2 separate regions of the Homo sapiens genome follow, and region 2 is linked to region 1. The links are chromatin contacts, found by Hi-C or POLR2A ChIA-PET in ENCODE. All regions are on one chromosome and are shown on one strand. Each heading gives the region's core, a stretch centred on a gene start or an enhancer-like site at or near the end of the contact. The rest is flanking DNA. Distances are from core to core; before and after follow the strand shown.

Region 1 (5,520 bases), core at 1,448-3,947:
GCAGATCTGGGATGGGGTCTGGGAATTTGCATTTCTAGCAAGTTCTGGGAGGATGTTGATGTGACTGGTTAGGGACCCCATGTTGAGAACTTCTGAAGGACTGAGATACTTTACCACCAGCATACTTAGCTATCACATCGTGATGCTTAGGGAAGATATAGCATGATATTGTAAACCAAAAGGTGTCTGAGACAGATCTGTCAATTTAGAGGTTTATTTTGCCAAGGTTGAGGATGCAACTGGGAAAATGAGGCACAAACTACAGTAGGATCAGTAGGATCTGTGGCCTATGCTTTTTCCCAAGAGGGTTTTGGGGACTTCAATACTTAAAGAGGAAAAAGTGGGCAGGAGGGGAAAGAAGAACAGTGAATTATGCATTTTTACATAAGGTAAGTAAACAGAGAGTAGAGGAAGAGGTCAAATATGCATTTGTCTTGGGGTGGGTGGAAGGATGATTCCTCCGCTTGTCTTTGTCCCATTCCTGTGACGATAAGCTGTTAATTTACATTGTCAGGGTGAGGGAGGCCACCTGGGGAGATATGTGGCCTTCTATCTTGCAGCTATCTCTTTAGGAACAAAAGGAAGGCAGTTTTTTTTGCATGATTCAGTTCCCAAGCTTAGCTTTTCCCTTTGGAGTAGTGAGTTTGGGGGTCCCGAGATTTTATTTTCCTTTTACAGTATTAACTAACACATGGCTCCCTTTTCTCTTGATAATTTTCATTCTACGGTGGAATTAGGGCCTCATTCTTTGCCACACTGAAAATGTGATTGATCTTTGAAGATTATCCAGAATTACATAACAGTCAAGTGACAGATGTTATTGGAAGCTGATCCTCATTCAGTGTTACTGTACTAAATGAATGAATACTGAAATTAGACTGATATCTATTTTTAAATCTTTATAAATTTAATTTTTTTTTCTTTTTTAAAAGTTAGTGTTTAACAACTTTCTTAGCTTGATTATGACTGCCAGGCGTGGTGGCTCACGCCTGTAATTCCAGCACCTTGGGAGGCCGAGGCGGGTGGATCACCTGAGGTCAGGAGTTCAAGACCAGCCTGACCAACATGGAGAAACCCTGTCTCTACTAAAAATACAAATTTAGCCAGGGTGGTGGCACATGCCTGTAATCCCAGCTACTTGGGAGGCTGAGGCAGGAGAATTGCTTGAACCTGGGAGGCAGAGGTTGCGGTGAGCCGAGATCGCGCCATTGCATTCCAGCCTAGGCAAAAAGAGCGAAACTCCATCCCAAAAATAAATAAATAAACAGCATGGCCATAAAATTTATTGTTTGAACAGGAATACATTTGAGAGTGAAAGAGGGCCCTATTAATAATTTTGCTGCAAAAAGATGTAAACTGGGGCTGTTCCAAGCAAACTAATTGGTCACAGTAATTAAAAAAAATGCAAAAATATTTTTGCATTTCTACAAATTTGATTTTCTTGGCTTTAACTTTGTACTGTGGAGTCAAGGTTCTGTCAATATTTCTTTCCATTTAGCTGGAGAAATAATAAGAGGGAACTGTTTTATTACTAAGTTACTTTTCAGAAGAGAAATAAAATAAAAAGTAAAGAAATAAAAATTTAAAACTAGGACATTTTCTTTTTCTTTTTTCTTTTCTTTTCTTTTCTTTTTTTTTTTTTTTTTTTTAGAGATACAGGGTGTTGCTCTGTCTCCCAGGCTGACACTGCAGCCTCAAATTCCTCTGCTCAATCGATGCTCCTGCCTCAGGCTCCCCAAAAAACTCGTTTTATATTTGTTTATTTTTATTCCAGACTATTGTCTGTATTTTGGTGACATGAGGAGGATCAGACATAATTCTAAATGAGTTCAGAGAATTCTTAATTTCCATTCCTAACTGGTTAATCTCTTTTGTTTTTGAAGCAAATTATATGTTTAAATGCTCTGCCTGAGAAGTATTCTGGTTTATTGAATTAAAATCATTTTAAGAATTTTTTTTTCGGATAAAATGTGAAGACTCAAAGATAAGGATACATTCAGTCCAGTATTTGCCCTTGCTCAAGGAGAAATGCTGTTTTAAAGTCAAAGTGAAAATTTTCTTCCAAAACTTCTGATTATTGTTTTTGTCTATGGAAAAATAGAAACTTGGGGCAAAGTGTAAGGACTGATGCTGTTGCAAGTCTGTTAGTGCACACTTATGCACACAGGCCAGAACAGGTCCGGAAGGACATACACTTAGAGGTTAGCAATTTTCTTTTTTTTGCAAGTCTGTATTTTCAAAGAATTAAGATTTTAATTTTTTGCTTGTCTGGTTGGAATGTTCAGTTTCCTAAACATCTCCTGGGGAGTGAGTACGTCTGCACTTCAGGAAGTGCTCTTGTCCGGAGGGCAAAAGGTTGGGGGCGCATCCCCGGGTCGCGGCTCCTCCAGGAAACTTTCCCTTGGGGATCCGTCAGGGCCTCAGATGCCTCAGTGGATGACAGGGTGAAGATGCCATCGCTCAGTCAAGTCCAGAAGTTCAAGAACTCCTTGCAGGTGAAGCAGTCACAGGATAGGGTGGGATCTTGTGGGAACCTAGCAGTAGGAATTGGCGCGAGCAGCTCGGTCACCGGCCCTACTGTCTCAGAGGGCGGACCCAGCTCGGGCTGGTAGTGGGGCGGGGGTCGCAGGGCGCGGGCCGGGCCCTCAGCGCGCATGCGCGACAAGGGGGCGGGGCCAGGGCGGGGCTGCGCCCGGCGTCTAGAGCGGCGGCGGCTGGCTAGGGCTGCGGCGCGCGTGGAGGGTTCGCTGCTGGTTTGCCGCCGGGTCGGGCTCCGTGGGCCGGGGCAGGAGGACCAGCACCTGAGGCCGGGCCCGCAGCCCGCGACTTCACAGCCAGGCGGCGGCGCTGCTGCTGCTGCGGGGCTCTGGCGCGCAGCCCGGCGGGACAGCGGGGCGGCTGGCGCCGGGGGCCGGGGAGCGCCAGGTAGGTGGGCCGGGCCGGGCAGGAGGCGACGCGGCCGCCGCGGGGGCCGGGGCCGGGGACGGACAGCGGGCGCGGGGGCGCGTCCAGGTCCCCGCTGGGGCGGATGTGGACGGCGCCCGCGGTTTTCATGGAAATTGCACTGCCTAACGGTGCCAGTGGTCCACCTGCGGTGGCGTCTTTTGAGAACAATCCGAGCCCGGCCGACCCCCAGCCCCGTGAAGACGCGGCCGCCCCAGCAGGGAGCCGGGTGCCGAGCGGGCGCGTGGCCGCGGGACGCAGACGCGGTGCCTGCCCGATGCGGCTCCAGGGCTGGGTCTACGGGCTCCTGAAGCTGGAGGCCTTGCCGTGTTTGGGGTGGAAACATAACCGGGTGAAAGTAAACATGCATCTCCGTGTGGGAAATCTGGTCTCCATCCTCGAAACTCTTCCATTTTCTGCCTGCCTTTAGACCCCGACAACATTTCTAGCATCTTTGCTTTCTATATTTTATTTCTCTCTGGCTTTGCTAGTCAATTAATTGAGGCCTGAGAAATGTGCAGGGATCTGTGGCTGTCTCTTGAAAAGCCAGCCAGGAATGGGTAGGCCCCAGAAGACAGACGTTCAAAATGTCAGAGGTAAATTTGTGTCTTTGTGGGCGAAGGAAGGGAATGTTGATGGTCTCGCTTCCCTTCCCCTGTCGCCTGCCCTCTGACATTACATAATGATGGGTTCTTCCTGCCCCGAGTTCATCCGTAATGACAGACCATGAAAATGTTCCTCTGGGTAAGAAAGACCTATATGTGGTAGAGCCCATCTTCTCTTTTGCTTTGCCACTGAATGTGTCTTGTGTTGGGAACCTGCCTAAGAGTGGAATTTGATTTGTCGCCTGCCCCTCAGGGCATTTAAACCAAGGGAATGGGGGTGGGGTGGCGATTTGGGTGTTGCAGAGAAATTCTGACTGGTCCATCTGTTCACAGTGGGTTGTGTGGACCATGGGGAAGCCAGTGGGGTTGAGGACAGAGTGGGTTGACTTCGGTGTGAATCATGGTTCTGCCGCTTGCTGACTCTGGTTCTTATCTCTAAAAGGTGAGAGCAGAGCCTTTTTTGCTGAGTTTGTTTTGGAATCTAGCTGCTGTTGGCGTTGGCCAGTGCACGTAGAATTGCTTGCTATAGGTTGTCCTAGAATTGAGCCTAATTTTTCTTTGGTTGAAAAACACACTTTCTTTAACGGAAATTTTGTTTTTGGATCTAGGCTAGGGCATTTGTTTTGGGGGTTCTTTGCTGAAGTGTCGACTGCTAATGTACTGTTTTCTTTGAAGAAAGATGAATGATGGGGCCCATGTAAGAAGGGCAGTGTGGTTGGTCTGTTGCAGGAGTGGTGCCAGGAGGCCGTGATGCTGTCTGTCCCAGGGGTGGCGTTGCATGTGAACGGGCCTCTCGGTGCCTCATTCCCTGTGATGTCTAGTAAACACGCCTGTGAAGCCAGAGCTGCTTGGTAGAGTTTGGCTTGAAGAAAAGGCTTAAAGAAATGGATGTGGACAAATTCAAAGAGAAAGAAACATTGTGTTTCTACTGAGCTCCTTATAGAATTAGTCTGCTTACCTGGCCACCTTACTCATCATGTAGCTACTTTTTTCATTTAGATTATTCTGTCTCAGGGTGTTTAATCTGCTTGGGTAAGTCTTGTTTCCCAACTAGATTCAGAACCAAGGGCAGATATTATAGTGCCTCCCTGTTTTCAAAACTGGATATTTTGTAGTATTGCTGTTAAACTGAATATTAGCGTTTTTTAAAAAAAAATCACTTTAAGGAAGGATGAAATAAAATAATACACGAGAGCTATTTGTAAACTGTAGAGCACTAGAAAAATGGGATGTGTATGACAGAGAACTATCAGCCCTGCAAGTCCCTTTAACCAGCTGCCTGCCTAAGAGGGAGCGTTCTCAGCCAACATCTCTTCAAATGCACACGGGAATGGACCTGAAGGCGGTGTGGGACCGACTGCCCCACTGATCCCCAGCCCAGGGCTTAACATCTCAAGAGTTCAGTGAGGCAGAGTGGAGGGGGAGGCTTTCCACCAAGACTGTTTCATCCTGTTTTCGTTTTTAAATGAAAAGCTCCTTTTCAGTTTAGTATTCCAGAAAAGTTGCCACAACATCATCAACTACTCATGGTGTCAGGAGGCTTTGACTTTCACTGAGAAAAAAATAGCACAAATCTGCAGCGAAAAAGGCTTGATTATGTTGGTGCTTCTGTAGAACTTGATTAATGAGCTGGTCTTGAGAGAGCCTTCGAAACGGCTTTTTTTTTCAGTGTCCTAAAACAGAAGTTCTGTGAGGAAAACATATTTTGAGGAGACCAATATTAACGCCCATGCAGGCTTGCTTCATTTTGTCTCTGTGTTTTTAAGGAAAATACCATCATGAAGCTAATCCCAGGGAATTTACCTATATTTCTATTCATATGCACATGTTATTCTCTAATTTTTTTTTTTTAGTATTTTGATATAGTTTCAGACTTACAGAAAAGTTGCAAGAATAAGCCAAAGGTTTCTCAGATTCTCCAAATGTGGACATTCTGTTACACTGCTTTATCATTCTCTTGTATTCCTGTGTG
Region 2 (6,178 bases), core at 409-2,908, 310 kb after region 1:
GATGACAGGGGGACTCATTAAAATATCAGGCTTTATTGCTAGACACTCCTGATGTAACTCTTAAAGTATGGCATACTTTAAATCTAGCTACTCACTTGCCTGAACCTACAGGCACCCTAGATCATTCTCGTATACAAGTTATGGAGCAAATTTACTCCATGGAAAATCTCGGCTCACTGCAACCTCTGCCTCTCAGGTTCAAGCAAGTCTCCTGCTTCAGCCTCCCGAGTAGCTGGGATTACAGGCATGTGCCACCATGCCCAGCTAATTTTGTATTTTTAATAGAGACTGGGTTTCACCATGTTGGTTAGGCTGGTCTTGAACTCCTGACCTCAGGTGATCCACCCACCTCGGCCTCCCAAAATGCTGGGATTACAGGTGCGAGCCACCACACCCGGCCCATCACATTCTTTAAAAAAGCAGAGAAATGAGTGACACATTCTTGAAAACTTTCCATTACGAATGGATGAAACCTAAGATTAGTTATTTAAGGTTTCTCAGATGGGAAACCTAGCTTCCTAGGGTGGCTTATTCTTGGAGACTCCAGACAGTGAATGTTTTACTAGGCTGTGTGTTCACTCCATTTGTTATTTTCTTAATTTGTTCATTTTTAAAGGCAAGTGATGCTATCAAACTTCATTCTATATGTCTATACTACTGATTTCTGTTGACTTACCCCTCACTTCCCCCTATCTTCAATGGCTAGTTACTGTTTTAACCCCATACTGGGTTGTCTCTTTTATTCATTTACTCTTGCACCCTCCTCTATCATCACTGATGAAAATTTAAGCTATATTGGCCCAAGATCAGCCTTTGAAAACATTCTTTGTGTGTTCTCTCATGCCAACATCAGGACCGTATTTTTCTGGTTGTTGAGTGATTTATGTGAGATGAGTTTAAACCTCTTGCTGAAGTTAAGATGTATCATGTAAATGACAACCTTTGATTTATCAAACTTAGTAATTAAAGTTTCCTAATGCAACAGGATGTGCTCTTCCCATAGCCATACTGAAGAGTACTTCATGTTTATTCTTTGGAAGGGTTAAGCAGTGAGACAGCCACGGGTGCTCGGATCAGACATTTTCGTTTGTGAGGGTTGGAGAATGATTTTCTCCTGTTTCTTATCATTAGCTACCTTGCGAACTCTCCTAAAGCTACTGAAATAATGGCAATGGTTTAGACGCCCTGCATCTCCAGGGCTTGTGGTTTGTGCACATCTCTCGTCTAAATAAATATAAATATTTTCTCTGTTTCTATTTTATCTTCCCCAAATTCCTGGTTCTGGTGTTGCAACTTCATAAAACCCAGAGCCCACATGGCAGTACCAGCTGCTAGCCCAGGTCAAACTTGGGGAGGGCAGCTGCTTTCCAGGTGCACCCTGTGTGATCCTGACTTCCTCCTGACAGTGCCAGGAACGCCCGTGAACTGCTTTCGTGGTTGCATGTGAAAACTTTTGCATTTCTAGAAATCTCTTCTCCAGCAGGCTGGGCTATTGGCTGCTGTGGGATTGCTAGCTGGTCTAGACCCAGCCCCTCCTTCAGGCTTTTCCCACCCGCTGCTCCTCTCCTGGCCTTGGGCCTCATGCCCGAGTCTCCAGCCGCCACCTTGCTGTTGCTTTACTGTTTCTCCGTGATGCTGTTTCTAGCTAGTTATAATTGGCAGGCAACCAGAAGCCTCATCTGCCAAGGGCGGAAGTCATGTCTGGAACAGGTTTCCCTCTTAAGACTGTGGGCTAACCCAGCATCTTGCCACTTTGTGTGGGACTTCCTCATTCTTAGTACATAACTGTGTTTGACCCTCAGGGATGACTAGTGTTTCCTGGCCTCGGTACAGTTGACTTCTCCAGAAACTATCTGGCTCACTCTCAATTTCCTGGAGCCGTATATCCTAATTACAAAAATGGGAAAATCATACCTAGAGTCCCATAGAAAGAGAAATAGAACCCCCATATGTGCCTACAATTCATCCATTCTCAATTCATTATTTTAAAAATGTAGCTGATGGTTTGGTTCTGAGACCAGACGGTACAAAAATTACCATTCACTCATAGTAGGGCCATCAACTACCATAATCTTTTGGAAAAGTAATTTAGCAATATAAGTCAGGACCACTTAAAAAACCCTTAGAGTTGCTCATTCCACTCTTAGGAACTTATCCTAAAGACGTCAACAGATGTGGACCAAAATTTGTGTGCAAGAATATTATGTAGAATTTCTGTATTGAGAAAATTTGGAGACAGCCTAGCTGTCCAAAAATAGGACTAAATAAAACATGGTACAGCAATATAGTGAAATATTATTATATAACCATTAAGTTATGTTCTTCAACAGTATTTTTAAAATAAGGAAAATTCCAACGTTTTTGAGGAGTCTTTTTAAAAACGAGAGTACAGACCAGGCACAGTGGTACACACTTACAATCCCAGCACTCTGGGAGGCCAAGGCAAGTGGATCACTTGAGGCCAGGAGCTGGAGACCAGCCTGGGCAACACAGTGAGACCCTGTCTCTACAAAAAATACAAAAAATTAACCAGGTGTGTTGGTGCACACCTGTGGTCCCAGCTACTTGGGAGGCTGAGGTGGGAGGATTGCTTGAGCCCAGGAGTTTGAGGCTGTAGTGAGCTGTGATGCCACCACTGCACTCCAGCCTGGGTGACAGAGTGAGATCCTGTCTCAAAATAAAATAGAATGTAAAAAGAGCACATGCATGAAAAGTGGAACACAACACTTTAGGTAATAATATTATCCCAATCACATAGGTGTGCTTAGTGCAAACAAAAACATTCATAGTATTTATCTCTGGTGGTAGAATTACTGGCGATTTAAAAAAAAATACATTTTTTTCTGAATATTCCAAGTGTTCTACAATGAATGTGTTACTTTCCTAATCAGAAAAACAACTGTTATTTGTTAAAAGAAATTAGACCACAAAAAAAGCAAAAACACAAAGGCCTTGCCTATTTTTTTTCCCCCTGTTTTACCACATCCTTTCTCACTGATGTAGAAAAAAAAGGAACTAATATTTATGGTGCCAAGAATGTAAATCCGTCCTGTAACTTGGAAGGTACATGTGTATCTTTCCCATTTTAAAGGTAATAAAGTCACCAAAGAAAAGGGTGGCAAAAATAAAATGTGAATGCAGGCCCATTGGCCCCAAAGGCATCTTCTTCTCACGTCTACACTGTCCCACTCGTGATAGTTTTAAGTTGCATGTTATTCTGTACCTGGCCTTTTTAATTTTATCAAAATAAACTTCCCTTTGGTAACAAAGATATTCTACTTTCTGTAAAATTTTCATTCCAGCTAACTTTTGTTAGCTAAGATTTTGTCTAAGGAGTACCAATGCTTTGAATAATCATACTAAAAATATAGCCTAATTGGTCTGAATGAAATTGAACAACTGCAATTGTTCAAACAAGCTGGATGCAGCATTTTTGCACGTGCCTAGTCATTTTGCTACAGTAGTCATTGCAAACGAGTGCCTGAGACACAAATCTCAGAGAAGTCATGGTTTTGAGGGATCAACTTGGAGAAGCTGCCATCTCCTCCGTCCCTCTGAGAACATCCTCCTAGCTGGTGGCATTAGCATTCTGCCTGCCCAGGTGAAGGCCTGGCAGGTTGTAGGAAGCCTCCCGTGGGAGCTGACCAGACCCTGAATACCCCTTCTGCATCACCCCAAATTGAATATGGTTATGCAAACAGCCTTTAACAATCCTTGTCATCTGGATCTGAGATACAACTTTAATGATTTCACATATGTCATCTTGCCACTTGCCTGCACCCATAGATCCCCTGCTGTTGTGTGACAGTGACCACTGTGCCGTGCTTGTCTGTTACCCTATGACCGAGGAGGAACTGAGAAGACATATCATTCCTCAACATTATGATAAGGAAATGGGGACCAGAGGAGTTAAGCAATTTGCCCAAGGCCATGCAGCTTGAAGTGCATGTGTCAGAGCTGCTGCCTGTTTTTGTGTTTTGTTTTGTTTTTTTTTATTGTTGTCTGTTTTTTTTTTGAGACAGAGTTTCCCTCTTGTCTCCCAGGCTGGAGTGCAATGGTGCAACCTCGGCTCACTGCAACTCTGCCTCCTGAGGTTCAAGCAGTTCTCCTGCCTCAGCCTCCCGAGTAGCTGGGATTACAGGCGCCTGCCACCACTCCTGGCTAATATTTGTATTTTTAACAGGGACAGGATTTCACCCTGTTGGGCAGGGTGGTCTCGAACTCTTGACCTCATATGATCTGCCCGCCTCGGCCTCCCAAAGTGCTGGGATTACAGGCATGAGCCACCACGCCTGGCGGCTTTTGAGCACTTACATTGTGGCTGTCTGAAATGAGATGTGTTCTAAGAGTGAATTATGCCCTGGACTTCCAAGACGTGTTTTGAAAAAATATGCATAATATCTCATCAGTAATTTTTATATCAATGGCATATTTAAATGTTCATTTTGGATATACTGAGTTAAATAAAATATACCATTAAATTTAATTTCAGTCTCTTTTTTATTTTTCTCTTTTTTAATGTGGTTACTAGGAAATCTTAAATTACAAATGTGGCTTGCATTGAATTTCTGTTAGCAGCAATGTCTGAGAACTGTTTTTCTCATCTGTTAAATGATGTTAACAATGAGAACACCCATAAAGTTCCCAAGACAGTAAGTGTCCTATACATGTTTATGTTCTTCCCCCATCACTTTTTCTCAGCAGAACACTCAAGCCTCCTGACTTTCATTTCATGATCCAGATACATTCAAAACCATTGTTCCATTTCCATCCAGATTTCTCCTGAGTAAGGGCTTTTTTTTTTCAGTCATGTGTCACTTGAAATCTTATGATTACAGTTTGTAAATAGCAAGTCAGAAGTTGGAAACTCAGCCAAGATTCTGAAACTGCCTTGCCTAAAGCAGAGGCATCAGAGAATGCACCTATTCATAAACCCGTCCCAGGCGCTTGTGAAAAGATACACTGACATTTAGGCAGGAAATGCACACAAGGTAATTCATTCCTATTGAAGCTCACTGAGCATCAATCTGGTTGCGATATGAATTATTCATGTCCCCCCCCACCCCGCCGCCGCTGCCACGCCAGCCTCATGTTCAAGGCTGATGTCAGTGCAGGACCCATAGCTCCTCTCTCTAGGCCCTTTCCCGGGCAGCTGTGCACAGATCAACACCCCGTCCTAGAGCCAGCTCTCATTCTCTCTGTGGTGAGGGCTCACCTACACGGACCCAGAGGCTGCGATCGACACCTGATGGGCCACTACAATTCAATTTTCTTGTCCATCTGCTAGAAGACAGATGAATTCATCCAACAGCCAGCCCAGGACTCCAGAGGAAACAACTTGAGATAATTTATGAATTGATTTATGCCACTTCTCTTTCCACAAAGAATGTATGGTGGCTGCATAATATGCCTTTTGTTGAACTTACCAAATCGTTCTCTCATTTCATGTTGTGGACGTCCTAGTAGGGAGTGATAAATGCATATGCTATAAGGCCCAAACAGTTATGCTGATGGGGAGCAAGGAGCAAGCGACAGGGAGTGGTGGAGACTGTGTCCAACGGAAGAGCACCTGACCCACCTGCAGGGGCAGCCGCTGCCCATCCAAGCTGGTCGTTGCCTGTGATGATGCTCTTGGTGTTGCAAATCCTCTGATTTGTTACAAAAGGTCAGATTCCCAGATTTTAATTTGGAGATCTCCTAATTTTTGAAGTGTGGGGCTGAATAAACCTGCCTATTGGTCCAATTCAGCCAGCCAGTTGATAGTCCCTGATCTTGTTTGTTTGCTTGTATAAATGGCAGGCTTTCATGCCAAGGATTCTAACTTCATGTTCTTTTTTATTCCCTCTACCCTTCATCCCTCCTTCCACAGTACATAGCATTTATACCAATTATGATTTTCAGAATTAGACACCAATTTACCATCCTCATAGTTGCTCCGGATGCATCTTTTTTGTTATTTCCTTTTGTGTCCTCCTCCTTTTTTCTCGAAGTTCTCCAGACTCTGAGAGAGGAGGGGAAGCGAGAACAGGAGTCGATAATGGCCCTTTTCCAGCCACACACCCTCATCTGTAAGAAAATGTGGCTGAGTCTCCCTCTCCACGCTTTATCTTCTGTGTTGCCGAAGCATTGCCAGAATGTCAGGGCTCAGGAGAAAAGAGGGGAAGGATGCCAGATGAGG

What was found. Hi-C counts contacts between places; a loop is a spot of excess contacts on that map. ChIA-PET counts read pairs that join two places held with the same protein, here RNA polymerase II (POLR2A). Pooled maps may share reads with other maps.
Region 2: a pooled map shows a loop between it and region 1 (2.7-fold over the local background). The contact joins the enhancer-like site here to the promoter of INPP4A in region 1. A Hi-C loop is called at or near these places in 1 of 168 maps with a recorded cell type or tissue (naive thymus-derived CD4-positive, alpha-beta T cell) and 6 of 50 pooled maps. POLR2A ChIA-PET finds 5 or more read pairs at or near these places in 3 of 52 experiments (CD8-positive, alpha-beta memory T cell, T-cell and activated CD4-positive, alpha-beta T cell).

What each region holds. Positions count from the first base shown.
Region 1 is chr2:98,442,161-98,447,680 of GRCh38, forward strand. INPP4A (inositol polyphosphate-4-phosphatase type I A) reads left to right here and starts at 2,698. Exons shown (of 25, transcript NM_001134225.2): 1 at 2,698-2,925. RefSeq lists a silencer at 2,528-3,167.
Region 2 is chr2:98,756,578-98,762,755 of GRCh38, forward strand. It overlaps LINC02611 (long intergenic non-protein coding RNA 2611), which reads right to left. Exons shown (of 4, transcript NR_126337.1): 4 at 4,486-6,001. Among named protein-coding and RNA genes, the nearest start is that of LINC02611, 12 kb to the right of the region's middle. Within about 2 kb of position 1,659, at least 27 of the 41 ENCODE cell types and tissues checked have a DNase peak (open chromatin) inside an H3K27ac peak, as active enhancers do.